Linked DNA regions of Mus musculus: regions 1, 2 and 4 are each linked to region 3. A link is a loop called in an ENCODE intact Hi-C map of the cell type or tissue named here. Cell type or tissue: left cerebral cortex. All regions are shown on one strand.

Region 1 (8,000 bases), 200 kb before region 3:
TACTTTCCTTTTATATTTTTGGAAGGTATCTGAATAAGGAAGAGACTAAACTGGTATATTGATAAGCAGATAGGCTGAACAGAACTTAAAGCAGGACCTGTACTGGCTGGTTTTGTGTGTCAACTTGACACAAGCTGGAGTTATCACAGAGAAAGGAGTTTCAGTTGGGGAAGTGCTTCCATGAGATCCAGTTGTGGGGCATTCTCTCAATTAGTGATCAAGGGGGGAGGGCCCCTTGTGGGTGGGACCATCCCTGGACTGGTAGTCTTGGGTTCTATAAGAGAGCAGGCTGAGCAAGCCAGGGGAAGCAAGCCAGTAAAGAACATCCCTTCCATGGCCTCTGCATCAGCTCACAGTGAGACCTGTAAAAAGTTAGACTAATGTCATAAGGCTGCAACCCCTTTGCAAAGCTATTTATACTGTCTAACAACAAAAAGGAGCTATGAGTCACTAAGTCATTTGTATGGCCAAGATTTTAAGCAGTATAATTTCCATATAATGACCAGAATGGTTTGGTTACTGGAATGGGAGAAAAACAATCATGTGTGTCATGGTACTCTCAGGCAGTTGAGTAACCAATTAAAATAGAGTAATCATTTTTCCCAACCATATATATGTATGCCCTCTGGTGATGTCACAGGTTGCATGGGAATGATTTCATCACAAAAGGACTTTATCCCTGGGTTCTGATATGTATTCAGTGTTGTTTAGGACAAATGATTCTCTGTGTCTTGCAGACATTTTATAAGATAGGAGATAAAAAACGATGAATGTTCAAACTCTGCCCAAGTTGACAAAATGTGTGTGAATTTAAAATTGCCTTCCCGGGGCTAGAAAGATGGCTCTGAGGTTAAGAGCACTTAATGCTCTACCAGAGGAAAGTTTAGTTCCCAGAACTTCAGGGATCTCACAAATACCTGTAACTCCAGCTCCAAGAGATCCAATGCCTTCTTCTGGGCTACCTGGGCACCTACACACATGTATATACATACACACATACACACATACACACATACATACATGCACAAATTGATGATGATAAAAATTAATTTTCCATATGAAAAACTAGTTATAAAATTAAAGAAAACTGGATTTTATAAATAATTTAGGTTTTCCTTTAAATTTTCTCAGGTAGTCTGTTATCTTAGTAATAAAGGCAATGTTCTGACATCTTTATAGTTTTTTACATTCTATAATTACCAATATAGTTCCAATGTTAAATACTTAGTTGGTTTTCATAGCTATTTGTCGTTGCTTTGTTTGTATGTTTACGTAACTACTTTTAAACTTAATCTGTATGGGTGCTTTGACTTCATATGTCTGTGTACTGTCAATGAGCAGCCTCAACTTGGTGAGGATTCTGAGGAAGGGGTATCTGGGAATGGCAGAAGAAATGACTTAAAGTCAAATTGTGGGCACAAGTTCACAGCCTGTGTTTGGCTTGAGACAGCTTTCTCTGGAGATTTCCAGACAGCTCATCCAGATAGCACAGTTCTCTCAGACTAAAGCCCAGTCTTTTATTTACATATCAATTCAGTCATTTATTCTGGGTTCCTCTTTGATTATCCCACAAATCTGCATTCCATGATCCAGTCCTCAAGTTTCTTAGAAAAAGACAGCAAGCACTTTTTTTTTTCTTTCCATTTTTTATATTTCAGATACCTGCCTGCCTTTTTAAGCACAGACAATGAGTTTAACTTGGTAGAATTCAGTCCTGAGATTAGTATTCCCAAATTCTCTGGGCCTAGACCTAAACTCTTGGTCCTAGGATGACCTTGAACTCAGGATCTGCCTGCCTTTGTAACCATCTTCTACCCAAGATGGTAGTTTGTTGTGATTTTATTTTTTAAAGATGATAACATGTATTTTTCATACAAGGGATGGCAGTCATTTTGTGACCAGATTGGCTCACTGAGCTCTGAAGATAATCTCCCATGTGAGGAACAGAGTAGAAATGAAAATGTACTTCAAGATTTCATAACTGGGGTTCAGAAATAATGAAGGGAACAGTAGAAGCTGGCTAAGTCTGATACAATTACCAGATACATAATAAACCACAGGCTTGCAGGGAGGAGAAAACTGGAGATTTGTCTGTGGTTAGTGGGAATTTCATGGAAGGTAGAAAATGGTAAGTCCTTCAGATTAGATAGCATTCCTCAAGACACTACTGGTATGGTTTGAGAGAAAGAGAGAGAGAGAGCTTCATGAGAGACAAATTGCAAAAGCATATGAAGTTATCATATCAGGAAGAACTTATTTGTCAATTGACCACAAAAGATGGTATCACCATGCTTAGAGTGAGGATTACATCCCAGGAAGAAGAGAAAGAAGAGGCCATTCAAACATTGTTTTTTGAGTCCTCAGCTAAATTGTTTTTAGAAAGAACTCCCACCAGCTTGTATTTGCATAACAAATAGATCCTCCACCTTCCTATAGTCTTATTTGCAGACCCAAAGTAGAATATTTGTTAAGTCTAGATGCAATTAAACCTTTTGTGAACTGTGTGTTTGATCATGAATAGGGGTGTGTCAGAAAGTCTGTGAGCTGAAACATAAAGCGACTATACAACAAAGCATTCCTATCTTATATTTAGCAATGACATTCAAGTGACAAAAAAAGAGACGATCTTGCAAAAAGATTGAGTTTCCCATTTAGTGTGCTCATTGCTAATCTTGGTTTCTTTGTTTATTGTTCTCATTAATTTGGCTAACTAACACATGCTGATGCTGGAAGATCTGTTTCTAACATGATGATAAAGGTAGTCTTGCTCTAACTTAAGCTGTCTGGATTCTGAAAGTACTTTCATATGAAAGGAAAATAGAGTGAGTGCTCAAATAGTAGTGTGTGCCTCATTAGCATAACAAAAGCCAAGCTGCACATTACTACAGGAATATGCTATAAAGTCTAAGCTTTTTCTTCTACTTCAGAAAATTGAAAGGATGTCTCCACTCACTTTTGCTCTTCTGAACTAGGAATTCTTTTAAAGGTCTCTGTATTTTAGGAATATCTCAAAGGGTGTTTCTTCAATAGTTCTCCAAGCTGGAGAGGTAATGGAGGTTTGGGTCAAACAAGGTAATTTTTAACCAAAAGAATGGCTTAAACAATTAGATAATTTATTCATAATCTGTAAGAAAAATCATTAAGGGGGTGCACTTGAGTGATTTGAGAATATGAGAACAAATTTCCTATTGCAGCAATTTTGTGAATTAAAAAAATTCAAGACCATTCTCTTGTCTACCTGACCCTGTTTTGCTTTGTGAAAGCAAAATATAGCAACTGGAGAGGAAGAGGGAAGAAAAACAATAATCTATGTTTTCATGTTCAGGGATTATTTGATTCCCTGGTAGGCTTGTCTTGCTTACTTATAAGCATACCAAAATATTCATAATTTAAAAATTGGCAGGAAATGAAGCAGCAATCCTTCTGTCCCTGTTGGAACAGATCACTGAGTTGGGATTTTTCTCCTCCCCTAGAGATTCCTTTCAGCATGTGCCAATCTCAAAGTCTGGGAATGCAAATAGACAAGGTTTGTGTGAAAAACAGCAAGGCAAGCCAAGAGTCTCCTGAAAGTGCACCCTAAGACCTCAAAAGCATTTCAGTTCTAGTAATTGACATGTAGAGATATTTTTTTATCTCTTAAAAGATACATCCCTTGTCACTTGAGTTGGGTTTTGTAAAGAGAGAGCTCTGATACTTTTACCATTTTTTTTTGCCAGTGGGATTGTTGAATAACCCTGAACAGGAGAATTTGGTTAGTGGTTCATTGATTTAGCAGACACACCCCGAGTGCCCACTATGTATCAGTTTCTGTGATGAACCCTGCAAAACCAAAGTGGAATGGGCAAGTTGTCAACTTCTGAGCATCTTGCAGCCTAGTAGGAAACACAGGTAATAAGAGGATATAGGTAACAGCCTGTGGAATATTCGAGGACAGATCTGTGCCTTGGGTACCATGGGGTCCCCTGGGAGGAGTTCCAAATGTGGGACTATGAAGCAGAATGAGAAAGCAGAGAAGCATGCTGACAGTGAGCTATGATCCAATGTGTCTCCAAGAGGAAAGTGCCAGGAAAGGGAATCTGGGTGGTATGGGATGGGGTAGGGCAGGGGAGTCTGTTTTTGCTTAAGTAGCCCTCTATGAGAGATATTGCCAAAAACATTTGAAATTAAAATCTTTTCTAGAGAATGAAAACAGAGGAGGACTTGGAGAATTGAGCAGAATGGCCCACAGAAGAGCGTTCTCAGTTTCTGGAAGTAGATAGATCTAGCCTCAAACCATGAGTTTCCTAGACCAGTTAGATTTACTCTAGCCTGCTTCCTCGTTGCAAATTTTAATTTAAATTTGGTTAACTTTATCAAGTCTAGGATTAAATAACTGTCAACATGCCCTGCATGTGGGAGTAGTAGGGATGATAACAGTACAGAGGGTTAAAGGTAGAGTCAGTAAAGGTGATACCTGTCATGTTTACTGAAGCTCCCTGCTAGCCCTAGGCAGATAGGTACTAACTGGCAGAGATGGCTAACTTTGTAAGTCAATCTGCACTAGTCAGAGGGTGCACAGACATTAAAAGTTCCTTGTGCGTGTCTGTGAGGGACTTGTTGGATGAGACTTACATTTGAGTTTCTCTACTGCAGGTGGGCCTCATCCAATCTAGTGAAGGCCTAAGAACACTGCAGAAGCTGAGCCAGGAGGAGCTTTTCCTGCCTAACTGTGTACTCTCGGGCTGTGGCTTTCTCCTGCCCCCATTTGAGCACCTTTGCAGCTAATGAGGCTGCAACATGTTGGTGAACACTCTATAGTCTCCACCTGAGGTCTGAGGGGGACATAAACAAAGTATCCACATGGTTCTGCTCCTTTGAGAATACAAACATGGTTCTTTAGACATTTCCTCTCTTTTTTTTTCCAGCAAGTGCCCATAATCTTCATTTGAGTCCAGACTCTTGGATATGTCAGTATTCTCTGAGCAAATGAATGCATAAATTCAGCTATTATCTTATTATAGATAAAAATTTTATCTAGCTTATAGTTTGATTTCTGGTAGTTACTATCATTGAAACATTTAAATTTAAATCCCTTTGCCACACAAACCTGTGTCCAGGTCCTGGCCATATATGTTCTTGGTCCACATGGTGAGTTCATTTAAGTGAGTTACTTTATTTCAGAATTGCTTTTTCTTGTTGCTATCCTTATTTCATAAGATTATTCCAAGGATTAAGTAACAAGGCTTATAGAAAGTAATGGTTAAAGTGTATCATCATAACCATTGACTCTTTTCCTACACTCTTTAAGAATATAGCCACTGCTGTTAAGGGCTCCCTGCTAGTTTTGTTTTTTAGTGTGCCCCTTTTCTCTTTGTGGTACCTAGGCATTGATATGCTAGGCAAGTGACTAACCACTGAGCTATGGTTCGACTCCTATTGTTTCAACAATTTCAATGGAATTGTCATTTTAAAGGGGCTTAGTAGTCAAACTTTTAATTGTCACTGTTATGACACAACCCATGCTATAAATAACTTGAGGGAAGAAGGCCTTATTTTGGCTCATTGTTTCAGCATGGCCCTTTTACCGTGGCTTTCTGGAGGTTGGACCTCTCATGTGGTAGAATACCATGACAAGAAAAGCGTGCAGCATGGAAACACAGAGATCCAAACAGGAGAGATATTAGGGTACTGTTGGAGCTCATTAAAGAAAAGCTGTTTACTTCTGTTTAAAAGAATAAAATCTACCTCTGGCCTTGGGTAGAGATGTGACATTTTGATTTCTTCCCTAAAGAGTTAATTCAACTGACTCTGCCAATAACCTAGCCAAGAGGAGGGTTGATGCTTGAGGCCTTGCTAAGGAGATGGGAGGAATAATTATCCTCTACTGAGACAGTGTACTTCTTAGAAGCGCCTTCCTAGGTAGTCACTTGCAGAGCTCCTCATAAAAACTTTTCTGGGATACTTAGAAAAGTCTAACTTTTCCTTCTTCTTCCTTATATCTCTGCTCAAAGCCTAGGTATGTGTGTGCTTTCCCTAGTACTCTGAGCTTTCTTACTCTTTCCTGTGTCACTGGCTGCCTTTTGTCATGTGGCTACTTACAAATGGTATGACTGGCCCCTTCCTTTTTTCCATCTCCGTCTTCCTGACTGCTTTCAAGATTTACAGCCTGTCTGTGCTTATGTTTTTCTCTCAAACGCCAATGAATTGTCCCCAAATTTGTTTTACAAGTTTGTTTAAAAATTCTTTTATTAAAGAGACTATGAACACATAAGAAAAACCCTAGTTTCTAATTAGACCTCATCTCTAAAGTTTTCAGGATCTCTTAAAATAGAGCCACCAAGGCTGGAACACATGAGTCTACAAGAGACATTTCATATTTAAATCATACCAGTAGGGTCTTGAGGGACACTATCTAATCTGAAGGACTTACCATTTTCTACCTTCCATGAAATTCCCACTAACCATGGACAAATCTCTAGTTTTCTCCTCCCTGCAAGCCTGTGGTTTATTATATATCTGGTAATTGTATCAGACTTAGTATCATTGCCAGCTTCTCCTGTTCCCTTCATTATTTCTGAATTCCAGTTATGAAATCTTGAAGTACATTTTTCATTTCTACTTTGTTCCTCACATGGGAGATTATCTTCAGAGCTCAGTGAGCCAATCTGGTCACAAAATGACTGCCATCCCTTGTATGAAAAATACATGTTATCATCTTTAAGAAAATAAAAGTCACAACAAACTACCATCTTGGGTAGAAGAAAAGACAACAGAAACTCCAAAGTCTGTAAGACAACATTAACCATGGATTTCACCAGAGCAGCTAAGCTGAGCTTATGAGGACCTGAAAGCCTTTGGAATTTTTAAGGAAGGAGTCTCCCCAGCAATCACAAGGAAACAACTTTAATGGAATAAGGAGAATGATGCTCATGCCCAAGGGCAACTGCTGTGTTACTTTCTTTTTCATTTTCCTTCTCCTTGACATTTGAACAGCTCTCCCTCACTGGGGCATTCTGGAGATCAGGAAAAGGCAGTTATTGGAGATGGCTATACTTTGTTACCTCCCTGCAAGCAACTTAAACATTATCCACTGTCACCACCTGCCTGGGCTTTGCAAAGTTTAGTGAGCATAAAGAATTTCTGAGAAAAATCTTTGAAGGTCTCTGGGTCAGAACTCTGATAGTTGTATGTAATAAGTCTGCAGAAGACTGTGAGAATGTGTTTAATTGGGTGCCTTGTGCCTTAATGCACAAACCCAAAGCCTTTACTTGAAGAAGCATCCCTTAGGGAAATGTTGGTTGTCTGATACATAAATGGAGAAAATGCCTAGTCCTGGAAGTGTTGGATTGTATCTGGACAAAATTGTTCTCCACACAGGTAGAAAAGTAAAGAATTCTTTATAAAAATAACTAAGATGACAAATTAAGTTTTAATGGAAATAAAACTTAATAAAACATCATTATCAGGAAATAAAAAGAGAAGACACCCAGACCCTCTAAAATGACTGTCCACACAGGCCAGCCAACGTTTAATCCTGAAGGCTGTGTTTCTGCTACAGATTGGCTTCCTTCACTCTCCTTGCTCAACTAGGGATAATTGGAGAAGCTCCTCCTCCCCCTGGGAGCAAGCATCTCTGCCCTCCTTCAAGCTGTCATTCGCAGCCTCTTACTCTTGAGTTCCAGGATGCAGTTTGATGGAAATAGAATGTGAACGTCCAGTGCATCTTTCTTGACAAAAGGATGATCTGGGAGCCTCAGAGGACTTCACCATTTTCCCCAGTCAGGAAAGGTGGGGCTGCCCATGAACGATATCTAGTAAACCCAGCGTTGACCCGGACTCGGGAAAGAAGCCACTGTGCACAGTGTCTAGGCCAATACCACCCAGTACATCAAAGATCCCCTCTTTCTGTTTTAATCCTTAGAGAAATGAGTCAGAACCCAGAAAAAAAATTCTTGTTCAATGGAAGTATATTTTCAGAGGAAAGTGCTATTTTTAAAAATTACTTGTATTAGTCTATTGAT
Region 2 (8,000 bases), 210 kb before region 3:
GGAAACTTTATTTTCATATATATATATATATATATATATATATATATATATATATATATATATATATATTCTTCTCACTGTAGCCACTAGGCCTGGGGTTGTTTTGCTGGGATGTATATTTAGCAATAGTTTTTACAGTGTCTAAAAATAGATTGACAGAAAGCCAGTTATCAGTCTGTGCTGGAGTCTCTCTGGTGTTGAAAGGTCACATGTAAAAACAGGCTTTCTCTTCAAATAAGAGTTCTGGATGGGGTGAGGTACTATATGCAGTCAGATCGGAGGGACATGGTCTCACAGTGGTCTTTCAACTTAACAGAACTGGATTCTTACAGTATTTTCTTGTTTCTTTCTCCCACCACTGGACCTACTCATCTATTTAAAGGACAAAGCTACAAAGCCTTTGACTGACTAATGGAAAGCCTTGCTTCATTCTGATTAAAGTCAGTTTTCATAGCAAAAGTCTAGGACATCTTTGACTAATTTAATCCTTGATGAGATTTTGAAGGTAAAATTTACCATAGTATAAAGACAAGTAATACAATTCCAAGCTGAAATTTAGATCAGCTGACTATGTAGAGCCACAATTAACCTAAAATTTTTTATCAAAATTTGACAATCTCTAATATTTCTGCCCTACCACAGTTGGAAAGCAAAAGTAAAGGGGTATTGCAGGGATGGGGGTGGAGGGTGGTGAGTATGGCCCACCTTTTATCTCTCACTCAGGAAATGAGTCTTTTTGACTTAATAAAACTGGCATCCATGCAGTAGTAGGTAAAATAAACTGACAGGGTTGGGTGGTGTGTATACACATATAAGCAAAACAAACAGAGCAATCTGTTCTACCTCGATATAAGGATGCAAGGTAAATATGGAAAGATCCAACATCTTACTTGAGCAACATAAAATTTAGATTTAAATGGCAGCAACGATTCTTAAACTACTATTTTAAGAAATAGTCTCACAACCTTGATGGGCTACAGCTAGAACCTCCCATGACTCCCGGGTTCAACTGACCTCATGCAAGCTTAAATGCTTCATTTGTTCCCAGAGACTAAACCGAGTGCACTCACTCCCACTGAGCTCCTGACCCCTTTCTGGCTGATCCTCCTCACTGGCCCTCAGCCCCTGGTGACCTCACCTCCCTTTTGTCCTTTCTCGGGTTGGAGATAGTAATGCCCCACCCCCCACCCCCCCATCAAAAGTAGCTCAAAGCCAGCATGGCCTTGCCTCTGCCTCAGACACAAAAAGCTTTTTATGACTATAACTGAGAAGCTGTTTGCAGCTGCACTTTTATCAATCCAGTAACAAGAGGACTTGGAGAGCCTCAGCGAAGCCAGAAGGTGGCGGCGAAGTCACCTTGGGAGGAGAAGATGGTCAAAGGAGGGTATGAGAGAAGTGCTAACCCCAGGCACAGGGACCCACTAGGCGCGCCCCTGCTCTGGGATCCATGAAGAAGGGGAAAAGGATTGGAGGGACTACTGGCAAGAGGAAAACGCTGCTGCAGGACGACCCCTAGGTTACCCTAGGTGGCGATCAGCTGACCAGGTTGGGAGGGGGCGCCCTTGGCTAAGTCACTGGAAAACTCGCTTCCTGGGCTGGCTTTTTTTTTTTTCTCCCCTGCGTGCCCCTGCGGCTGCCCGCTGCCCCAAGAGTCCAGCGATGCTAGAGCTCCACACCCGCGCCCTGACCTGCCAGGAGCCTGCGCCCGCCTAGTGCACGCCCCGGAGGGCGGGCCAGAGCGCAACGCAGCCGCCGCCACTCGGGAGCGCAGGGAGCTCCGAAAGAGACAAGGCCTCTGTGAGAGCTGCCAGCTGCAAGTCACTTCCCGCGCCACTTAGGTCACAGAGCGAGCGGGACTTTCCCGCCTGGCTCCCCCCACAGGGAGGCCCGTGCGCGCAGCCCTGTGCCGTAGGCCCCTGTCACATCCCAGGGACATCTCCCGAGTCAAGCTGGGCGGTGGCAAGACGGGGCCCCTAATCCCAGGGCGCGGTCTTCACCTTCCCCAGCTCCTCCTAGCCAGCTGCGCCGCGGGTTCCTATTGTTCGCCCCGCCCGCTTGCCGGGCGACAATAAGGCGCCGCTCCCCGGCCTCGCGGCGCACCTACCTTCTGCTGCCGCCGAGCCATGTCGGTGGGCTGCTTGGCGTTGAAGGGGTAGGCGATGCAGCGCATCACGAACACGTACAGCTGCAGCCTCTTCTTCCTCTCTTCCTCCTCCTTCTGCAGCCTCTCCAACTCTTCCTTCTCCTTCTCGCTCACCACCGACGGGCTAGGGCTGGAAGGCCGGCCGCCGCCGGCGCGGCTGCTGGGCTGCAGCCCCCCGGCCCCGCCGCCGCTGCTCGCGCCGCTACCCCCACCGCCGCCGGCGCCCACCCCGGCCCCGGCGCCACTGCCCCCCATCCCGGCGCTGCCTGCCGAGCCCTCGCTGGTGCGGCTGGGAGACAGGCGCGCTCCAGACGCGGCCGAGCCCAGCACATCCTTGCCCCTCTCCTCTTCCAGGATCTCATCTGACTCCTCTTCGCTGGACGAAGGGTCCAGCATGGTAGCGCCTGGGAGAGGGGGGTCCCCGGAGCCCCCGCCTTGGGGTGCAAAAGGTGGGGGGCGCTGGAGGCAGCCAAGGGTCGGCTGTCCGGGTAGGCGCTTCTTCCTAGGTCAGGGAGAGCGAGCGCTGCTGCTCAGCTTCGGCCGCCGCGACTGCTTCCTCCGCCCGGCGAGCGCGAGCTGAGCGCAGACCCAGGAGCGCGAGGGGAGGAGGAGAAGGGAGAGGTGCGTGTGTGCACCCGAGGTGGGCAAGGGCGAGAATCAATTGCGAGCCCGGAGCCCGCAGCCGGATGCCATCTGCAGCCGCTGAAGAAGGCGCCTCCAGAAAAGATGCCGAGTGTTGCAAGCTGTCGATGCAGCCAAGAGCAGGAGAGGCATCTTGCCGATTGGGGAGCGAGCGGCGCTTACGTGTTTATTGGCTTAACTCTCCAGTGTCCGCGGCGGAGAGGGCGACTGCAAAGGCCTAGAGGGGGGAAGTGCGGTGCGCCCCAAAAGAGCTTCACTACTTTTGACCCTCATGCCCCCCAGTCTTCCTTGCCCCCTGTCCTATTTAGACCACTTCTCTTTACCTCGTCCTCTTTTCCCCTCCCGGGGACAAAAAGTTTTTTTTTTTCCCTCCAGGGGTGGGGAGGGAAAATAAAGAAGCCAATGGTAGCTTCTGACCAGCAAAAACCAGGCTTTCTGCAGGCGTCCAAAGGTCACAGAAAGAGGAATTCAGTGAGATGTTACCTTCAGACTTCTCAACTGGGGTGTGGTGGCTGGGAGGGAGCAGTGGGAAGGGGAGGCAGTGTGTGTTTTTTTTTTTTTTTCCATCTGTGTAAACCTCTATTCCAACAATCAATACCACTGTAAAATACAAATGCATCAAATCAGAGTGAATTAATGTATGGATCATGAAGTTCGGCTATTTAAGTAGAAATCAAACGTCCCCAACTCCAAGTCAGTGAAGCTTTTTTCAGTCTCTAGAAGTCCGTGTATTTTCTGCTGAACCTTGCCAGGTTTCTGGCTGTTCAGCCCTTCCTTCCTCCATGAAGATCTGAGGGAAGGAACAGGAACCACACACACCAAATCAGACACCCCCCAAACTCGGCAGCAGCAATTTCGAATTTACTGTCTCTGTTACACTGTCTTTACTTTGAGTTGTGGAATTGTCATTATTAATATAAATGATGTCATTATTAATACAGATGATGCCTTTATTCTGGAATCCTTCCTTTCTTAAGCCAACAGGGACCAGAAGGCACGGGGGAGCTGGCCAGCGTGCTGAACCTAACCAGAGAATTTAGATGCATCAGAAAACCAGTTAAAGACCTAGTCTTCAGCTTGTATGCTCGCATATTTTCTAATTCCCTTATCAGCTGCTTTTTATAAATGAGTAGCATGACTTTAAATTTTAAATAACAACTGTTGTTCTGTGTTTTACAATCTACCACGAGTTTTACTATAAGCTTTCTGGTAAACCTGATTAAATATGTGAATGAACTCAAAGCAAAATGTATCTGTACTTCACTCCAAAAATTTCTCTTCATTTTTTGAATTAAGTAATATATTCACTGCTAGTATTTGGTTTTTATCATACATAAAAGATAAAGCTTTTATGGCCTTTATTTTTTAATGGCCCACTTTTTAAAATTCATTTAACATTTTAAAATTGAACAGTGTGAAAACTTTGACAGTCTACCAGTTCTATTAAACTCTTCTGAGGAAATAAAACATGTTTACCAGTTTGTCTGGAGCAGAAAACTATGGTAATCCAGTCAGTGGATCAACAGCTGTTAGTAAGCTTTTTGTTGTTGTTGTTGTTGTTTTGGTTTTTTTTTTGTTTTTTGGTTTTTGGTTTTTGGTTGTTTTTTTTTTTTTTTGTTAATGAACTGCTCTAAGTGCTTCTGGACATGGAACATTCAGAAGATTCTCACAAGAGTATATTCTCCTTTGGGAGACACAAAGAAGTGCGGCACGTTTATTTCGAACATAATGTCAACAAATCTAGGTTTGTAAATGGAAAAAGGTTCTCATGAATAAAGCAAATTGGGATATAGTGAACTATATTATCAAATAAGAGAATGAAACTTTCAAGAGGGAACATGGGGAATGGATATTGTAGGTTGAAGTGGTGACTCAGAGAGATGTAATGACAGGACACAGGAAGAAAAGTACAGAGCTTTGTAGAGCTCCCCTATGGGTGAGTGAAGAGGACAAAGAAAGCTGGATTATAATGCATTTGACCATACAGAGAGACTGCGCTTAGCATATAAAGAGGTTGTTTAGGGAGAAGGAACTAATTTGAGGAAAGTGTGCTAAGACCAGACAGAGATCATTAATTGATCAAATATGTTCCCTGTAACAGTTTGTACATTTAATTATTACACAGTGAAGACAGTGATGTGAATTCTGTCTGTATATCTATTTACACTTCATGAAATGATGTAATAAGATTTTGCTTGGTTTTATACTTTTGCAGATTTTGGGGGATTGTTATTTATTCCAAATAGTCCTTAATGTAGAAATGCAATATCCACCTTTTATTAAAGATAGAAATCTACAGTTTAGATAGTGTCTTAGTTAGGGTTTTACTGCTGTGAAGAGATATCATGACCAAGACAACTTATACAAAGGAAAACCCTGAAATGGGACTGACTTACAAGTTCTGTGATTCAGATCATTATCATCATGGCAGGAAGCATGGCAGTGTCCAGCTAGGCAGGCATGGTGAGAGAGGAGCTGAGAGTTCTGTATTTTGTTCTTAAGGCAAACAGAAGAAACTAGCTCATGGGCAGCTAGGAGGAGGGTCTCAAAGCCCACCCCACAGTGACACACTTCTTCCAACAAGGCCACAACTACTCCAACAAGGCCATACCTCTTAATAGTGCCACACCCTGGGCCAAGCATATTCAAACTACCACCTGGCTCCCATAGGATTGTTCAAACATATAGTGGGACATAGCTAGCTATAGCATAATGCAAAAATATATTTGGATCAAATTCAAAAGTCCCACAATCTATAGCAGTCTCAATAATGTTAAAAATACAATGTTCAAAGTCTTTTCTAAGAGTCTTCCAATCATTTAACTGTAATCCTCTAAAAATCAAAATCAGAAATCAGATAGCATGCTTCCATTATCATAGGCTATACACTATCATTCAAAACTTCCTAGTAAGTAAATTCTGGACCAAACAAGACGGAAAAGCAGCTGGGCAAACTCCAAATTTTGCATCTCCATATCTGATATCTCATATCTGATATCTTCATATCTTCAACTCCTTTCATCTTTGTTGACTGCAACAAACGTTTTATTTTTGGACTGTTTCCACTCCCTGTTAGCAGCTTTCCTCAACAGGTATCCCACAGCTCTGATATCTCTAGCATCTTAGGGTATCCAAAGTAACTTCAACATTACACCTTCTTTGTTCCAGTGTCTGGGATCCACACATCATCCTCTGGACTCTTCCTAAGGGCTTGTATCTCTTCTCCAGCTCTGACCTCTGTAGCACTCTAGGCTCCAGTTGACTCTACTCCACTGCTGCTGCTGTTCTTGATGATCATCCCAGGGTACTATCATCTCTAATTCCCTGGAGTCTTATGCTGTAACTAGGCTTCACCAATAGCCTCTCACAGGCTCTCTTCATGGTCCAAGCCTCAACTTCTTTGCATGACTCTCAGTCCTGAGCTATCAACTGCAACGGAGGCTGTACCTTTACCAGTGGCCTTCTAAGGCCTGTCACAGTGCCAAGCCTCAGCTGTTCTTCATGACCCCTTCATGCCTTCAAAACCAGTACTACCTGGGTGGTTCTTACACATTATCAAGTCCAGCAGCAGTGCAAGGTACACCTTTGCTATCTCTGGAACACAGCTAGTTTATGCTCTCAGAAAACACTTCCCAGAAGATTTCACCTCAGTGATGCTGGTTTCTTCTTGATCACTGCTAATTTCTTAGGTCCAGCTAACCAGCATCAATTGTCCCAGTAACCACTTCTAGTCTTAACTTTAAATCCAGAGTCACATGACCAAAGCTACCAAGTTCTGCTGCTTGCTGGGGCTAGACCATGGTCCCCCTTGTTCTTTTACACCATTGCCAGCTTTCTGGTTTTGATGGTTTCCTTCATTGACTAAGCTTGGCTGTCCTGGAATTTTCTCTGTAGACCAGGCTGACCTTGAATATAGAAATCTGCATGGTTCTGTCTTCTGAATACTGGCATTAAGTGTGTGTACCACCCTGCCTGTGTGGGAAGCCGCCCTCACATTCGCCGTTGCAAGATGGCGCTGACATCCTGTGTTCTAAGTGGTAAACAAATAATCTGTGCATGTGCCAAGGGTAGTTCTCCACTCCATGTGCTCTGCCTTCCCCGTGACGACAACTCGGCCGATGGGCTGCAGCCAATCAGGGAGTAATACGTCCTAGGCGGAGGATAATTCTCCTTAAAAGGGACGGGGTTTTGCCATTCTTTCTCTTGCTTTCTTGTTCCTTTTCTTGCTTTCTTGTTCTTGTTCTCTCTCTTGCTTTCTTTTTCTTGTTCTTTTTCTTGCTTTCTTGCTCTCTCTTGCTCTTGCTCTCTTGCTCTCTGGCTCCTGAAGATGTAAGCAATAAAGCTTTTGCCGCAGAAGATTCTGGTTTGTTGCGTCTTTCCTGGCCAGTCGCGCGAACGCGTGTAAGAGTTGGTGCCGAAACCCGGGACGAGAAAACCCGGGACGAGAAATCCTGGGATGAGAAAACCCTGGACGGTTACCATCACCGGCGCAAGGAAGATCCCTCATTCCGGAACCAGAACTGCGGGTCACGGTCATAAAGGTTCCCGTAAAACAGACTGTTGAGAAGGATCCAGCCTGGATTCAGAACTCTTCAGCTGGGGAACAGTGGTAATGAAGTGTTCCCGCAACACAGACTGTTGAGAAGGATTCAACTGCGTGAATTCAGAACTCTTCAGCTGGGGAACAGGGTACCCGTAAGTATAGCTTTACAAGGTAAGTCTGGTCTTGAACTTTCTAACGAAATTCAAGACAGTCTATCAGAAGTAAAGTGGGAAATAGCTTTACAAGGTACGTCTGGCCTTGAACTTTCTAACGAAATTCAAGACAGTCTATCAGAAGTAAAGTGGGAAATAGCTTTACAAGGTATGTTTGGCCTTGAACTTTCTCTAGTGTTAGGAGCCTTTTTGTTCCTTTTCACATGTTATCAAGTGGTTAAGGCAGGGCTGAAAATTCTGGATGAAATTCAGGGCAATCTATCAGAAGTAAAGCGGGGAGAGAGAGTAGGAGCAAAGAGGAAATATGGTACACAAAATAAGTATACAGGCCTTTCCACGGGTCTTGAACCCGAGGAAAAGTTTAGGTCAGGTAAGAATACCTGGGGAGAGATTAGAAGGAAGGAAAAGATAAAAGATCAATCAGCGGAGGTCTCTAGGAGAAGGAGCCTATACTCATCACTAGGTGAGCTCAAGGAGCCAGTTCTTAATAGTTCTGAAT
Region 3 (8,000 bases):
CCTGCATCCTGATCTCCAGAGCATCACTGCATCTAGTAGCTTTTCTTCAGTTTAATTCTTAAGCCTTGCCTTTAATTTTAACAATCAACAAATTACTTTGCACCTACATTTTCTGTTGCTTTCAACCCAGCACCCTAATCAAGTAGTTAGTTTGGTTTCCTTTTAAATGTATTTAGGTTTTTTTTATTCCAAATATGCACAATGTGTATATATATAATCTGTTAATTCTTCCCACCACCACTGTCCAGTGCCCCCACCCTATTTCCCTCCAAACTTCAAAGTTCTTTTATGAAATTGTTACTAATAACTTTCTGAAGCCAGATAGGGATGGCCTTATACTCATGGTGGTGGACACACCCAGTAGGACACAAACTATCTACCAGAGGCCATGAATTTAATCTCAAAAGTTGGTAGTTCCAGGGATGGAGCAATTTGTCTCTGCTTTCACTAAACAGTACACAGACAAGGGGGCTGGAAAGAGGGTTCAGTGGTCAAGATCATTGGTTACTTTTGTGGAGGTCTTGAGTTCAGTTACCACTGCTCATACTTTTGCTTACAACCATCCTCAACCCAGTGCTAGAAGATCTGAAGCCCTCTTCTGAATTCTGTGGGCACCAAGCATGTATGTGATATGTGATACTTATACATGCATGCAGATAAGACACTCATGCACATAAAATAAAATAAATAAATCTAAATTTAAAAATGCACAAAAAGTTGTTTTCAGGAGTTATTGCAGAGTGTGTTTTCTTCCACAGTGTGGTGAATTCCCAAGTGCAATTTCTTTCTGGTAGTCCCAAGGAAGCATTGGAGAAGAGCGTGGAAACATCCATCTATAGGAATCTCGCCCTCCAACTCCCTCCTTCCCTCTCTCGCTCCCTCCCTCCCTTCCTGCCCCCCTCTTCTCCTCCCTCCCTCCCTCTCTCCCTCCAACTAACTCCCTCTCTCCGTCTCTCATTCATGTTATCCACCAGATTCATTTGAATTTTATTTCTATCTATTTATAGAATTTTCTTTCTATTCTTTTAAATTAAAACTTTATTATTAAAACTCTTGGAAATAAACGCATTCATTCAACATTTTTTTTTGTCTTTCTCTGTTTTTGTAGGGAGCAAAGTATTGGACTTCCTGTTTACTTTCTCGGCTCTTCTGAAAGCCTATTAATCAGGATGGAGGGTGATCAATAGAATCCAAAGTAGGATGCTCTACACCCCCATCAGATCACCATAAATAGACACACATTGCAATTATCATCAGAAGGATTTGTTACATCTGAGAGTGGATGAAGAAGGGAGAGACTGAGCATCAGAATTAAATCCCCCTAGGTCATTCCTCACTCTTTTGTGGTGTAAACCTCCAGGTCTGCCTTGGTTTTGCTGGGCTTTTTCCATTCCTGTATGGTTCCTAAGAATAAAAGTTCTCTTCTTGCGTTGATGCGCTCTGCATAATAAATACATTCTTTGCACGCTCTATGACTGTTTTAGCACAATAACATTTTAATATCAGTCTGTTCCTTCCCCACTGCCTTTTTCTTCAGAATGATTTGGGTTGAGTGAATGTATCAGAGTGATGGTGAAGATAATATAATATATAATATACATTATACAATAATGTATATTATACATTACAATAATGTATAATGTATAATAATAACACATAACACATAACATATAGCATGTAACATATAACATGTAACATGTAATATATAATATACAATATACAATATACAATATAATATACAATGTATAATATAACATACAATATGTAATATACAATATGTGATATGTAATATGTAATAAATATGTAATATGTAATATAATAAAGTCTCTATCTCCTGATTGATTGGCAGGAGCACTTGGTCAAGTTTTCAGGTCATAGATATGGAGGAGTCCTTAGTTTAATCCTTTAGACACTTCTTTGGAGCCTCTTTGTTGGTAATATATTTGAAGACAAGTGTTAGAACTCTTTTTAAAAACAATGTTAAACATGGAGGCAGTATGTGACCAGTCCAAACAAACATACAAGAGGACTCACTTTAGGCTTTCTAAGCAGAAGACCTTTGGACAAAGGTTAGCATGCTATAATTTATATGGAAAGAGGTCAGAAATCACTAGTAGAAGAGTGAGATGTAAGACAGAATAGGTAAGAAAGCCAATGGGATGTACCTTCAAATACTCTAGACAGGCAAAGGAGTTCAGTATCTTTGGGGAGCTCTAAGAGATAGTGCTGGCAAATGCATCATATGATGGGAAAAGCCTTGTGATGTGTAAAGAGCTTGAGATTGGTACTTGTCAAAGGTCATCTGACACTGAATTAGGGCTTCACTGAGGGCATTCAGTCTCCAGTCTTCCATCTGGACCTGCAAAAGTCTATATGAAACATATTCAGAGAGGTAAAGGTTTTCAGAGTAGCAGCCTTTATTGTGATGTGATTCTCATGAAGGGGATCAATCAAAGTACCAGGCAAACCTGCTATAATGTGTCATGTGACCATGGAAGAAAGAAGGGTGGCTTACGAAAGGGTAGATTAATACCAACTGGACAGTGGTTTGCAGGGCAGTTCATGCTTGCCCCAGAACTTTGCTCTGACCAAAGAGTTTCAGTGACTTTGAAAATGTATATATTACAGAACAAATGCCTCAGGTTTAATCATTGACACAATTCTGATCCTTGAACTATCAGCAAAATAAAAATAGTAATTCTGGGTATTCACATCAACAGAGTCAGGGCACTGGAGCCCAGAAGACAGAAAATAGTTTTAGTATATGAGCTCCTTGAATTGGAAAATACTCAAGTGTTTCTTTTCTTTCTGGTAACCTTTTATTTCCTATAATGTAGAAATGGCTTATTTTTATTAGATTAATACATCTTCTAAAATATGTAAGATATAGTTGTCTTATTTCACCCATGACTGCAAATATATATATATATATATCCTTCACATGGTAAGTGTTCAGCAGATATCAGTCAAATAGGGAAATGCTCATTATAGAAGCTAGAATGCAAGGATTCCTGGTGATTGAGTGACTCACACTTTAGTATGAGTAAATTTGTCAACTCTTTTCCTCTAAGGAAGGAGGAACAGATGCAATCATAGAACACTGAGAGCCAGGGAGAAGGAATGGATAAAAATGGAACAAAGATCTGTTCTCGCCAGCTACAAGAGTTTACATCTGCAAAATGAGGACATACTCAGCACCTGATGTTTCTGCCTGTCTGCGCTCTGATAAATTTCCACTGGATGCTTCACCTTGAGATTCTTGTAAGAAATCAACTATCACTGCACAATCCAAGTTGGTGGTAAAGACTCCACTTAGACATCACCAGATTTCAGCTCCCTGCTCCTCCATGGTTGGTGGGAATGCAATGATAAAGACCTCAGTTGAAAGCAAATATGCATAAGTCCAGACAAAAGAGGAAAGAACAGAACAGATGCCTATGTCCTGTAGGGAAAGGAAACTGCTTAGTGGTTGGACATAGGAGGGGAGCTGGTGCTGGCTGACTATCATCTCATGGGGACTATCTACTTAATAATGAACATAGAAGAACAGAGAACCCTAAAATAGGAAAGAGGCACATGCTACTGTTCCTATTCATGCTCTGGGATCCATCTGTGGCTGTAGTTCCTATAACTGACATGACTTACCTCCTCATCAGGCAACTTTAGAGGTTTTTTTTTAAAAATAGTTTTTACTTCAAACAAAGAGACTTGGAAGATAAAAATGAATTTAAAACTCAATCATATCCAAAGAAGACTGAACCTATGGTTATCTGAGAGAACTGGATCCAAGTCCTTGCTCCACTACTGGTTGAGTGGATGAAACATGTCCTGTGTCTTGCAGTGTCTGTCTTGTCTAAGTATTGTTCCAGAGAATATAGAGTGACTTTTACCTAAATGGGCTTTGAGGCCTGAATAAATACTGAGAAAAGAACTTTGTAAGAAGGTATTTAATTAAAAAAATAAAAATTTTCTCACTTTAGGATTGTCTTGGTTTTCACCTGGCAAGTACTGTTGAAAAGCCCCAAAGTCTCCCTTCTAAATTCAGCCTTAGAGGTGAACTGCATATGGGCATGCTCAAGACCTCCTTGGGTAGGTTTTACTTTCTTATTGTCATGGTATTTGAGAGAATCAAGAAGCTTTTGACCTCTAGTAAGGTGGTCAATACTCTTTACATTGAGGTACATGCCATAGAATACAGAAATTGTAAAGTTGAAAGTTGAAACACCTGTATTTTTTAAAGACTGACACTATAGCATGTCTCATTCTATACATTTGTCAGTACTGTGGCCATGCTTATTAAATTTAGAAGTAGGGGCTGGAAAGATGGCTCAGCAGTTAAAGCACTGATTGCTCTTCCAGAGGTCCTGAGTTCAATTCCCAGCAACCACCTGGTGGCCCACAACCATCCGTAATGGATTGTGATGCCCTCTTCTGGAGTGTCTGGAGACAGGTAAAGTGTACTCATATATAGTAAATAAATAATATATATTTTTTTAAAAATTAGAAGTAGTCTAATTCTTTCCCTTGAGCTTGGGGATTTCTCAATTTCCCACTTGTGTCATAGAGTATCAAGAAAAACTTGTCACATGACTTCAAAGGCTGAGAGCAGTAGTTCTCCAGATGTCCCCATGCAGGACAACATATTTCAGATGTCATCTCACAAGGCTATTAAAAGTCATGGCACAGGGAGATCCCCATGGAAAATCAAGTGAATGTGATGCTGCCTCACAATTCCTGTCTTAAAATATCATAGTCATCCCTGAGCTGCAGGCAGAGTTGGACCTTTTGTGCTATTTTGGGATACTTGACACCAAGAATCTATTATTGGTTTATATCCCTAAATGCTGAGTGGTTATTAACTGTCAGTAGACAACAAAGATTATCCAATGAAAACAAGGCATTGAGAAACATTCTCAAGGCCTAAAACCATTATGTTTGTAGGGACAAAAATCTGTCACACCAGGTATCACACAGTTATAAAATAAGCAAATAAACAAGAAAATTAATCTTATTAGATAAAAGTTCATAACGTTACATTACCTGAGAACTCCGCGGGATGATCTTCAACTCAAATTGTCACCACCTGAGAGCAAACGTCTATGGAGCTGGTGTTCTGTTTGGGAAGATCTCAAAGTTTGCAGCCAGGACTTAAGTGCCCACTTAATGTACGAAAAACCAGTCAGCACAGGATAGAGCCAAATAGAGTCTTAAGGTGATCAGAACTGGGCTCAAAACCAATTGAATGACCTCAAAAAGGGGGTGGGGGGGGCAAGGGGTGAGTGGGGAGAATTTTCACTGTTTTGTTTTTCTATCTCTAAAATGGGGATTCTAACACGTACTTTGTAATTTTTGAGAAACAAAAACAAAACTTAATGCTTTGCCTAAACCTTTTATACCTTTTAAGTATTTGATTAAAATAATTGTGTTTGCTATCTCCAGTGCAGTTTTGCTCTGACCCCTGTCCTGTTCTTTACACGACTTGTCTCCTTGAGTTATCACAGCCTTATGAGTTGGGTACTATGATCATCCCACGTATTAAGAAGAACAGAAAGTATTAGCGTATGTGCCATGCTCAAGGTCACATAGAAATTAAGTGGTAATCGCAACTTCCCACTCACAGTACTTAACCATTGTGTGTACCATGAGTCTCTATTGCCTCTGTTCCATGTTAATTATGAGGCAGAACACTGCTTTAGGATTGGCTGCACCATAGTACAGAGCCTGTGGCTCTGCAGAAGCATGGGGTCTTTTAGGATCACCACGATGAGGGACAAAGCAAGTCATTGACCAGATCTGTGCAACTGAATGCATAAAGAATGGGAAATAGAATTGAACATGGAATAAGAACAGATGCACTTTGGCTCCTGGTGGATGAGTCAGCATCTTCAAAGCAAATTTAATATGGAAAATGTTGCCAGCTCGGGTTCATTGGGAATCTGGTACTGAGGCCAAAACCACTTAAATGACTCAGGAAAATCTGGGCTTATCCTTTTGACTTGGATGCAGCTTGTAAGGATGGATAATTCTTTCTCTTTGATCTGTGGCCCAAGCTGGCTCAAATGGCCTTTGAAAGAACCTCAACTTTCATCCTATTTCCTGTCCTACATTGAAAGCTTTTGCCAACTGGTGACCTAATTAATATACCAGACCTCCCACAGCTCAAGGTGTTGTCCACAAACCCATATCAGCATTTTGCCCAGGGATTTCTTAGCCAAAAGAAATCTTAAGTAGTATCTCCAACCTTGATATATTTTAACAAGAGGTGGTGGTTTAAATGACAATAGCTCCCATAGGCCCATAGCAAGTGCCACTCTTAGGAGGTGCAGTCTTATTGGAGTAGGTGTGGCCTTGTTAGTGGAAGTGTGTCACGATGGGGAAAGGTCTTAAAGGCTCAAGCTCTGCCCTGTGTGGAGTATATGCAGTCTTCTGGCTGCCTTCTGATTCAGATGTACAACTCTCAGTTACCTCTTCAGCACTATGTTTTCCTGCTTGCTGCCATGCTTCCTGCCATGATGCAAATGGACTAAACTTCTGAACTGTAAGCCAGCCCCAATTAAATGTTTTCCTTTATAAAAGTTGCTGCAGTCATGGTGTCTCTTTCAGCAATAGAAACCCTAACTAAGACACTCATATACACACTAACACTTGAAACACACTGTTCTAGACCAATATTTATTGAAACCCCATGTGTTGTACACTCCTCTAGGTCTTAAGAACATAAGAATAACTTTCTAGACATAGAGGAGGATGCACCAAAATTAAGTCTAATCAGAATTCCAGGATTTAATAAGTGTTCTAGAAAAAAAATATAACAAGAAGCTGTGACTTGAGAATCATGAACATCTGGGAGTGGAAGAGGAAGAATTAATTATTCCAAGGAAGCATCATTTGACTTGAGACCTGAAAGAAAGGAAATGTCAGACAGGTACAGAAGGGCAGAGAAGGCTTTGGACATGGAGCTTAGGCAAGTGCAAACTCCAGGAGACAAGACCAAGCCTAGAATGTTCTGACAATAGAAGAAAGGTCCACACAGGAAGTAACCACATTAATGACAGAAAAGCAGGCCACTCAAGGACTGAAAAGACACATGCTAGGTGTTTGCCTAGGTCCCAAAGATACTAAGAATGCTGAGGCTGAGTCCAGCCTGGGATGCATAACAAGTCCTTGTCAGAGCAGAGGCAGAACCCAGTGGGGCTCTTTGCTCTGTGCAGGTGGGGCCTGTTTTATTTAAATATTAAAGAATCTTCTTGGACAGTTTTTTATGTGTCTCTGGGTTTCTGGCAATTTTCCTCTCCTAAAGACACCTGGTAGTGAGTGCTTAGGCAGGTTCTCTTTGATTTTGGCTCTATCTAGATGACATGGAGATTGGTCCAGAGTAATAATTAAAAGACAATAGATGCAGAGGAGACATCCCCTAGCCTCTGTTTTGCTTTATAGTTGCATTATGATTAAAAGAGCTTTGTACAATTCCTTATGAGTGACTGATTCAGAACAATTCCTTGAAGGGGATGTGGTAATTTGGCCCTGATGCTTGTCTACAGAGGAACAAAGCTGTCTTATTTTTAGCTTAATGCCATGATTACTTTTGCATGTCTTGGCTGCATGTATTTGTTCATCCATTCAACAAATATTTATTGAGTGCCTATTATGGACTCTGTATTTGGTAGAGCAGATGAAAGTCCGATCTTATAAAGGTCTTATTAAATGTTGCCAGAAAGTTCAAAGACCACAGCTGTAAGAAATGAATTGCCAGGAATCTATTACATTCAAAGGGATGAAAGAAATCTATATTCTATCAAAGGATTAGAGGTTTTATATTACAGTTAAGTAAGGAGGGGGAAAAGAGGTACAACATAATTTTTTTCAAACCTTGAATGGTGTTGATGACTTCAACAAAGCCAGGAGTATTGTGGGGCAATGGGCTACATGCAGACACCCTGGTTTCCAGTCGAGGCTAGATCTTGAACCCCAGGATCTGGTAGTGATAATTCACTTACATG
Region 4 (8,000 bases), 160 kb after region 3:
TACAGAGACAAAGTTTGGAGCTGCGACAAAAGGATGGACAATCTAGAGACTGCCTTATCTAGGGATCCACTCCATAATCAGCTTCCAAACGCCGACACCACTGCATACACTAGCAAGATTTTGCTGAAAGGACCCAGGTATAGCTGTCTCCTGTGAGACTAGGCAGGGGCCTAGCAAACACAGAAGTGGATGCTCACAGTCAGCTATTGGATGGATCACAGGGCCCCCAGTGGAGGGGCTAGAGAAAGTATCCAAGGAGCTAAAGAGATCTGCAACCCTGTAGGTGCAACAACATTATGAACTAACCAATACCCCAGAGCTCTTGACTCTAGCTACATATGTATCAAAAGATGGCCTAGTCCACCATCACTGGAAAGAGAGGCCATAGGACACACAAACTTTATATGCCCCAGTACAGGGGAACGCCAGGGCCAAAAATATGAGAATGGGTGGGTAGGGAAGTGGGGGGGAGGGTATGGGGGACTTTTGGGATAGCATTGGAAATGTCATTGAGGAAAATACGTAATAAATTTAAAAAAATTCCTCAAGAGAAGGAACAAATTAACATAATAAATGTCTCTATGGCCGAATGCAATGAAGAGAATGAGGCCCAGTACATGCTGGTGAGGTGAACTGTTTCTCCCAGGGCCAATGAGCTGGGTCGAACTCTTTGAGGGGTATTAGCTGAACAATCCATAACACTTGGACTTAAGTTCCTACTTCAAAAAAAAAAAAAAGTTAGGTGAGCCCCTGGATTTAGTTTTAGTTTTTCCAGTGCTAAATTTGTATGTATAAAACATGTATTTAAATTGTTCAAATTTGTAAAGACCTTTCATGTCCACCTTCACAAAGTGGAATAGAATGAGCTACTTTGCGTACCACTTCATGGCCTGAGAACCTCTCTTACAAGTCTCACAGATGAGACTAAGTAAATGAGCAATTCTAGGCTCTATTATTTTTGATTGTGAATGAGGAAAAGCCAGTCTGTGAGAACGAGATAACTGCCAAAGCTCTTTACCCACAATAGACAGAGGAACCCTGGTTGGTGTCTTAGTGCTAGGCTTCTCAAGAGATGGAAAACCTCTTAAACAGTGCTGGTGTAGAACCATTCATTGCTGTATAATGAGCCACCTTGGAACATGGCAGCTTAAAACAAGAAACATATTCTTGTCTATTTTTGTGAGCCATGGCCTGTGACTCAGTGTCTACTCAAGAGGCAGTTCTCCTTAAGCCAACTGGGCTGTCATCACCTCAAGCCATCACTGAGGAGGCTCTACTTTCATTGTCACCTACGAGCTGTAGGCAAGATCCTGTTCTCAAAGGCTTTTGGTCACAGTATTTGTTGCATGACTCATTGCTGCTAGAAAATAAATACATAGCAAGAAGCAACTGAAGAAAATAAGTTTTCTCAGGGTTGAGGGGAATGGTCAAGGACTGTAGACAGAGGAGATACAGTCCATCTCAGTGGGCATGTTATGGAAGCAGGCATGGTAACTGGTCACATTGCATGTGCAGTAGGGAAGCAGAGAGAGATGAATTGAATGCTGGTACTCAGTTCCCATTCTTCTTTGTGTTCTAAATTCTCATGGAAAGGTTCTACACATATTTAGGGTGAGGCTCCTACCCTAATCAAGACAACCTAAATAATTCCTCAGAGGTTGTTTTCATGGTGATTCTAAATCTCATCAAGCTGGCAATCAAGATTAATCATCATTGTCACAGGAGATCAATTCCTTGCCATGTCGAGCTCTCAGTACATGGTAATTTTAACATATCTAAATTTTCGATATTTCCTGTTAATCTGAACACCTCTTCCCATCAACTAGTGGTTGACTCTACTGTCCAGATACCTGCTCGTCCTTAAATTCATGTCTCTGATCCCTCTGCCTTTCTTTTCCTCCTCGTGTTTATAGTCATACCATCACACGAGTTGGATTGATGGGTTTAAAATTCTCTTTTGACTGTATGGCTGGAAATGTCACTCAGTAGGTAGAATACTTGCCTAGCACACAGGAAACCCTGGATCACATACACCGTACTGCCTAAAACTGAGCATGATGTTTTACACCGGAAATTTTAGTTGTAAGAGGATAAAAAGTGCATGTCATTTTTAGTTACACAGCAAGTTTTAGATACATGAACTACATGAGAGAGAATACAGACATTCAGATATGTAAAGGCTTCCTTTGGCTTTACTCCAGTGTGTGTAGGGTGGAGCACTTATGTGCAATATTATTTTCTACATATATGGTATAAAATAAACTATTAAGAGTTCATTTAAAAGAAGCTTATTTATTTACCATAGTAATTTCTTTAAAAAGTTAAAGACTCAATTTCTCCTTGTCCTAAACAGTGTTTAGAAAACAGTGACCAGGTGTGTCTCTATGTCTTTATGACAGGCCATTCCCATCTGGTGAACATAAACACACACACACACACACACACACACACACACACACACACACACTGGCCTAAGGCTCTGAAGAGAGGCAGAGTGGGGGTGAACTGTGCCCCCTCTAGGCACCATCCTCTAGGCACTGGGCTATTGACAGGACTGAAATGAGATTGCTTTCTGGCCACCTTTGGGGACACCCCTGAGTCAATATTCCATATTCATTAACTGAGGAACAGCTGGTGAAAGCAAAGCCGTTCACAGAAGGCCACTCTTTGCTTGCTAAGTCAATACTCCTGCTTCGATGGCTCTGCTAAGAGTCACCCTTGGCTTCCTCCTAAATGTCCTCCTGAGTCGTCTAGTTCTACTGTGTGGCCTGGGATTTGGGTTTGATCTCCAGGTGTATGAAGGAACATATAGAAAAGCCTGGTCACTCAGACCAATGAAGGTCCTTCTGAAATCCCAGAGGGATTTGTTTTACAGTCTTTTCTTGTCTTGTCTTATCTTATCTTTTCCTTTCCCTTTTTTCTTCTTCCTTCTTCTCTTTCTCTCCCTCTCTCCCTTTCTCTCTTTCTTTCTCTGTCCCTTCCTTCCTCTCTTCCTTCTTCCTTCCCTACCTTCCCCTTGTAGCTCTCTTGTCTTGTGCTTTTCTCTCCCATTCCTCCCACCCCACATTCCCCTTTCAACCATTTTTTACTGTTCTTTCTCCTTGTCTTCATCTCTTCAAACTCTTTCTTTTTATTGTTTCATCTGATGACGATTTTCTGGATGATCTACCAGTTTACTTCAGAGTTCTCATAGATGAGAAAACAGTTTGCTTCAATCTGAAGAAATAATTAAAATGCCAGGCTAGGGGCTAGCTTTGCTGATGACCTTGGAGAAACCTGTACACCTGTTTCTCAGGCTTGTGCACATTTGTAAACAGTCTTCAAAAAAGCCATGTTTGGCATGGATAAATTACTCCTTGAAGTAATTTTACCATCTCCCTCTAACCTCCAAGTTATTAAATGCAGACAGTTCCTATGTATGTTACCCTAACAATCTGATTAAGTGTATGCCACAGATGTGGAAATCATTTTCCTTTGTCTTTCTCTTGCTCTCAGAGGTTGACTTAGGTAGTTCTAAATTTTATCCCTGAGTCATGGACTTCCCTGGAATAAATTTAGTTCTAAAATGAACCACATTTTCCTTTCCTGTACTACAGAGAAAGCATTCATGACAGGACCTTTAAAAGGTTTGCTAGTGTGTCTGCTAACTACTGTTTACACATTCTTAGGGTGCCCCCTTCTGTTTCCTGATAGTAGTGGTGTAGCTCATTTTAGGTTGCAAGTTTGAATGCAGTTGTTCTTTCTCAACTGTGTAAAGGAGTAGTACTCACATCTTCTTTAGCTGGCCAGGGATCCCATGGAAGCCAACGGTGTCTAGATGACCTGATGCAGCCCACTGGTCAAGAAGCTTAACAAGGGTAAGCTTCATTCCATAATAACTTTCTAACAAATTAGTCTTATCTATGAATCTCTAAGATGGAAGATGATTATTGTGATCCCCTAGCTACAGATGAGAAATAAGTTAATTTTGTCAGTGATATGCATGTCTTCTTAAATGAGAATATGGAGCCTGCCTGGCCCCACCCTGTCCCTTCCAGGTATGGTAGGCTTTTTGTTTTGTTTTGTTTTGTTTTGTTTTGTTTTGTTTTGTTTTGTTTTCTCTCCTTCAAGGCTCTTTGACGGTAAGCAGCTGAAACCAAGTATACTTAACCTGAGCAAGAGGAGTGAAACCATTATGAGATTCAGGGACTCTTTTGGAACTCAGATACCATGATGCTTTATAGAAAAGATAAGAGCCGAGCCTCCAGAACCAACATCCTCATCTTCTTGTCTGCCAATAGGATGTCCCTGCTTAGTGAGCAAGTTCTAAGTCAGCTTGTTTGAAACCTTGGGAACCCCCTGGGACCATAATTCTATCATTCTTTCTCCTGTTTGTTTGTTTGTTTGTTTGTTTGTTTTTTCAGGTGACCCATATAGATGGCCTTACTCTGAGAGAGGTGACTGGATTGCAGGAGGTGTGGTGTGAATCTGTAGAGACACAAAATCAATTGGGCAGGCTGTTGGTGGAAAGTTTTTAGGCAGATGACCCAGCAGCTGACACTTGAGTTACCTGCACAGTGGTGGCAGCCAAGGTCCTTGAATTAAGCCTTGGGTAGAGAAGCTTGAACAGCAGACATCCCAGTCCTTCTTTCTAGGAAGCTCTGCCAAGATGATGCTCTGACCATCAGGGTCTAACAGGGTCAGGCACTTGAACTCATGCTCTAAGAACTGGAACTCAGAGGGGAACATCAAGCAGGCCTTCTCTATGTTGGCAAGGTCTTTGAAGCATGACTGAAAATTTAGGATCCCTGTGATTTCATCCTTTTTTTTTTCAGATGGTATTACAGTACCATTATTACAAATTTATCTACATTGTAAACACTACATTGTAATATAGTGAATACATTTTCACTATTATGAAAACAACACAGTCCCCCCCTATCTTGACATTCTCTGGAATACTAAAGTAGGGACTGAAAAACTTGACTATTACCCTATCACAGCAGACAACAAACAGTAACTGTAAGGACTGGTATCAGCTCAGAAACTCAAGCCCAAGTTCTCAGCCCGAAGAAGATTTATTTGCCCCAGAGGTGCAAAGAGAAGGGAATAAGAGTCAAAGACAGGATTTGGAGGACGAGGGAGAAGAGGAAGGGATATTTGTCCCAGAGGACAAAGGGCATATAGAGGGGAGACATATATGCCCACTATGCAAATGGCAGTTTATAAAGGTAAAAGGGAGAACTCCATCTTAGGATGAGGTGTTTACTTTTAATTGGACATGTTAATTAGGTGAGACAAAGGGGACTTTTGATTGCTGGATTTTAATATTTTGGTAGTTGGAACTTGGTAGTCACCTTCAGGAGGAAGAAGTAGCCAAATAAGGGAATAGAGCTTGGGGGGCTAGCCTGAGGAATGTAATCTAAAGTTTTTAGCAAGGTAGAGGGAGTAAGGGAAAAGTGGAAGGTCTGCTAAGGCCATGCTCAACTCTTAAGTTGTCCAGGGTCCCTTCGCTAAAACCTGAGGGTATTTCAGCCACAATATTTCCACGAAAATACATAATTGAAGGTTAAGAATCCATAGTGGGTTTGTAATACAGAACCTGGGGTGTAAGAAAGATCATATTTCTTATTTTTCTAGCACAGTTCAAGTACACAACATATATTCTCATACATCTTAAGGCTGTTTATGGGGATCTGGGGACAACTTTCTTTACCACCTGAGCATCATGCAGATTGGAGCCATTGGTTCTCTTTGTATTTTGAGATGGTTCTCCTCACTTTCTCTGCCCAGTGCAGGGTCCAGGTTCTCCAGGATACTGTAAATGCCCATGCAACATCTAATTGCTTAAATCTCTAGTTCATGTTAATTACAGCAACCATTTTTGATAGTCCCCTCTGCCAAGTTTTGTACTGGTATGATCCTTATGATCAATTTGTGTGTGTGTGTGTGTTCCAATAGCCTTCAAACATGACTATATTTTTGGACCTTGTAGCTTTTCCTCTTTCTAGAAATTCTTATGGGGTTTCTATATAGATTCACAGTGTGCAGCTTTTAGACTCACATTGTCTTCCATACCTGATGCTTTGGAAACTTCTCTCTGTGGTTATGCATATTACTCAATTGTCTTTTTTCTGTTACTGTGTAGTGTTCCACTGTAAGCATATACCACATTCTATTTATCACTATCTAAAAAGTTTTTGGGATATTTCTATTTCTACAAAACCCATATATATGTATTATATATATGAAGTTATATATATATGTATGTATATGTAAATATGTACAGTATATATAAAACTGCATCCATATAAGACTGCTAAAAATTATGTAAAATGACTAGGATATTTTCAGTTATTTATACCTTTGACTCTATTTCATATCTTGCTTAGCTCATTTGCTGAACTCTTGGGCCATCTCAGGCTACAATGTTCAGTACATCCGACATGGTAAATTATAGCTTCTTGTCCTTGCTCTGAGGGGGCAAAGAAATACAGAAATTTGAGCATTTACATCTCAAATGTTATCCCCTTTCCTAGAAATATGTTTAACTGTTCACTAGGAATATATGGGTACATCTCCAGCTTGGCTTCAGATAATTTCTGAACAGCTCTCGGATTCTACTCTGGGCCAGGCAGTTGGCAGGCCACTCACAAGAATGTCTCCTTCCATGATATTACCCCCTATCAGACCTGCTCTAGAAGGGAGCCTAGCTCTCTGAAATAGCATGTTGTCCACAAGTCACATCGTGTGTGTGAAGAACATACACTGCAGGTGTCCTGGCAGTTGGAAGCAGCACGTCACATCTGCTTCCTGATTGTTGAGTGCAGAAGGATCTCTCTAGGATGAGCAGAGGCCCCTTTTGTTTGTTTGCATTCTGTACACAGTGCTACGTTGTTATTATACACTTTTGGTGCACTGCAAGGCTGAAGCCCTGTGGTTAAGAGTGATTCAGACTTGACCTTAAGTGTCTAGTAAAAAAAGCTTTAAGGAAGAACAGTGAGTGTCCTTATCATTGACTAATATTAATATTATTATTTAGGCCTGCTGCATGGCTGTGCTTGCTCTGGACAATGTTTGCAGCACACACCAACAACCCCAACTACCCCTCCATGCTATATTTCATGACTCTCTTTAATGAGAAAGTTTAAGCTCACGAAAGTTTAATAACACACTTACAAGGTAAAGCATGGTAGAGCTGGGGAAAGACTACAGTTGTTTATGATCACACTCCTGCTGTCACACTTCATATTCTGCTGCCAGCCATTTCTCTACTGTCCCCATAACTCTCATTTGTGGGAGGGGAGTGAGTGGAATTGACACCGGTCTGGGCTTTGCGAGTAACAACCTCTTACTGTATGCACTGTGCACTGTGCATTTCATTCATCTGTTATCATTTGGTGCCTCCCGGTGCTAGGGTTTATAAAGCTTGAGTCAACACCTGATATTACAGATTCTGTGGCATGGGCCTTCTTGACTAAATTTCTACACAGAGCTGGGATTTGGTTTCTGAAAGCACCTGGCTTGAGTACTAATGCTCACAGAAGGCAGTGAAGGGAGCTGAGTGCCCAGGCTGAGACCCTGAATGCCAGAGATGATGGTGGCACTGTAAACTCCAGGCATGTTCCCTAGTGCAAGTTGTCACTGCTGATGTACAGACAAGGAGAAGTGAAGGAACTCATCCAAGTTCAGGCTGAAAAGGAGCAGGAGAGCTGGAATACACATCCGGCTTCTTCTCTTTCTTTCTTTCTTTCTTTCTTTCTTTCTTTCTTTCTTTCTTTCTTTCTTTCTTTCTTTCTTTCTTTTTTTTCTTATTCTTTTTTATTTTTATTTTTTTATTAACATCTCAAATGTTATCACCTTTCCTAGTTTCCCCTCTGAAATCCCTTATCCCTTCCCCCTTGCCCCTGTTCCCCAACCCACCCACTTCCATTCCTGGTCCTGGCATTCCCCTATTCTGTTCCATTGATCTACTTGTCTGTCACTGTACCAGTACCATGCAGTTTTTGTAACAATTGCTC

What was found. A loop is a pair of places that touch in the nucleus more often than their neighbours do. Peaks named below come from ENCODE experiments on the same cell type or tissue, not always from the same donor. Only the 100,000 strongest peaks of a DNase experiment are listed, where the experiment ranks them.
Region 1: a loop joins it to region 3, with 2.1 times the contacts of the local background. A loop is called at or near these places in 3 of 42 quality-filtered maps.
Region 2: a loop joins it to region 3, with 3 times the contacts of the local background. A loop is called at or near these places in 3 of 42 quality-filtered maps.
Region 4: it touches region 3 in a loop (2.2-fold over the local background); 2 of 42 quality-filtered maps call a loop at or near these places.

The regions. Positions count from the first base shown.
Region 1 is chr14:12,835,684-12,843,683 of GRCm38, forward strand. No RefSeq gene overlaps it. Among named protein-coding and RNA genes, the nearest start is that of Cadps, 17 kb to the left of the region's middle. In left cerebral cortex, no CTCF peak of the experiment used is centred here; a DNase peak (open chromatin) is centred at 3,467.
Region 2 is chr14:12,820,200-12,828,199 of GRCm38, forward strand. Cadps (Ca2+-dependent secretion activator) reads right to left here and starts at 2,880. Exons shown (of 31, transcript NM_001042617.1): 1 at 2,105-2,880. The coding sequence starts at 2,539. In left cerebral cortex, CTCF peaks have their summits at 1,340 (motif pointing right), 1,605 and 4,746; DNase peaks (open chromatin) are centred at 1,352, 1,820, 2,867 and 3,564; H3K4me3 peaks cover 3,314 bases; H3K27ac peaks cover 3,092 bases.
Region 3 is chr14:13,034,436-13,042,435 of GRCm38, forward strand. No RefSeq gene overlaps it. Among named protein-coding and RNA genes, the nearest start is that of Cadps, 220 kb to the left of the region's middle. In left cerebral cortex, no CTCF peak of the experiment used is centred here; DNase peaks (open chromatin) are centred at 3,165 and 5,851; H3K27ac peaks cover 1,450 bases.
Region 4 is chr14:13,195,018-13,203,017 of GRCm38, forward strand. The region is part of intron 2 of Gm5087 (predicted gene 5087); the gene reads right to left. Among named protein-coding and RNA genes, the nearest start is that of Gm5087, 86 kb to the right of the region's middle. In left cerebral cortex, CTCF peaks have their summits at 3,679 (motif pointing left) and 7,377; DNase peaks (open chromatin) are centred at 1,210, 3,664 and 7,385.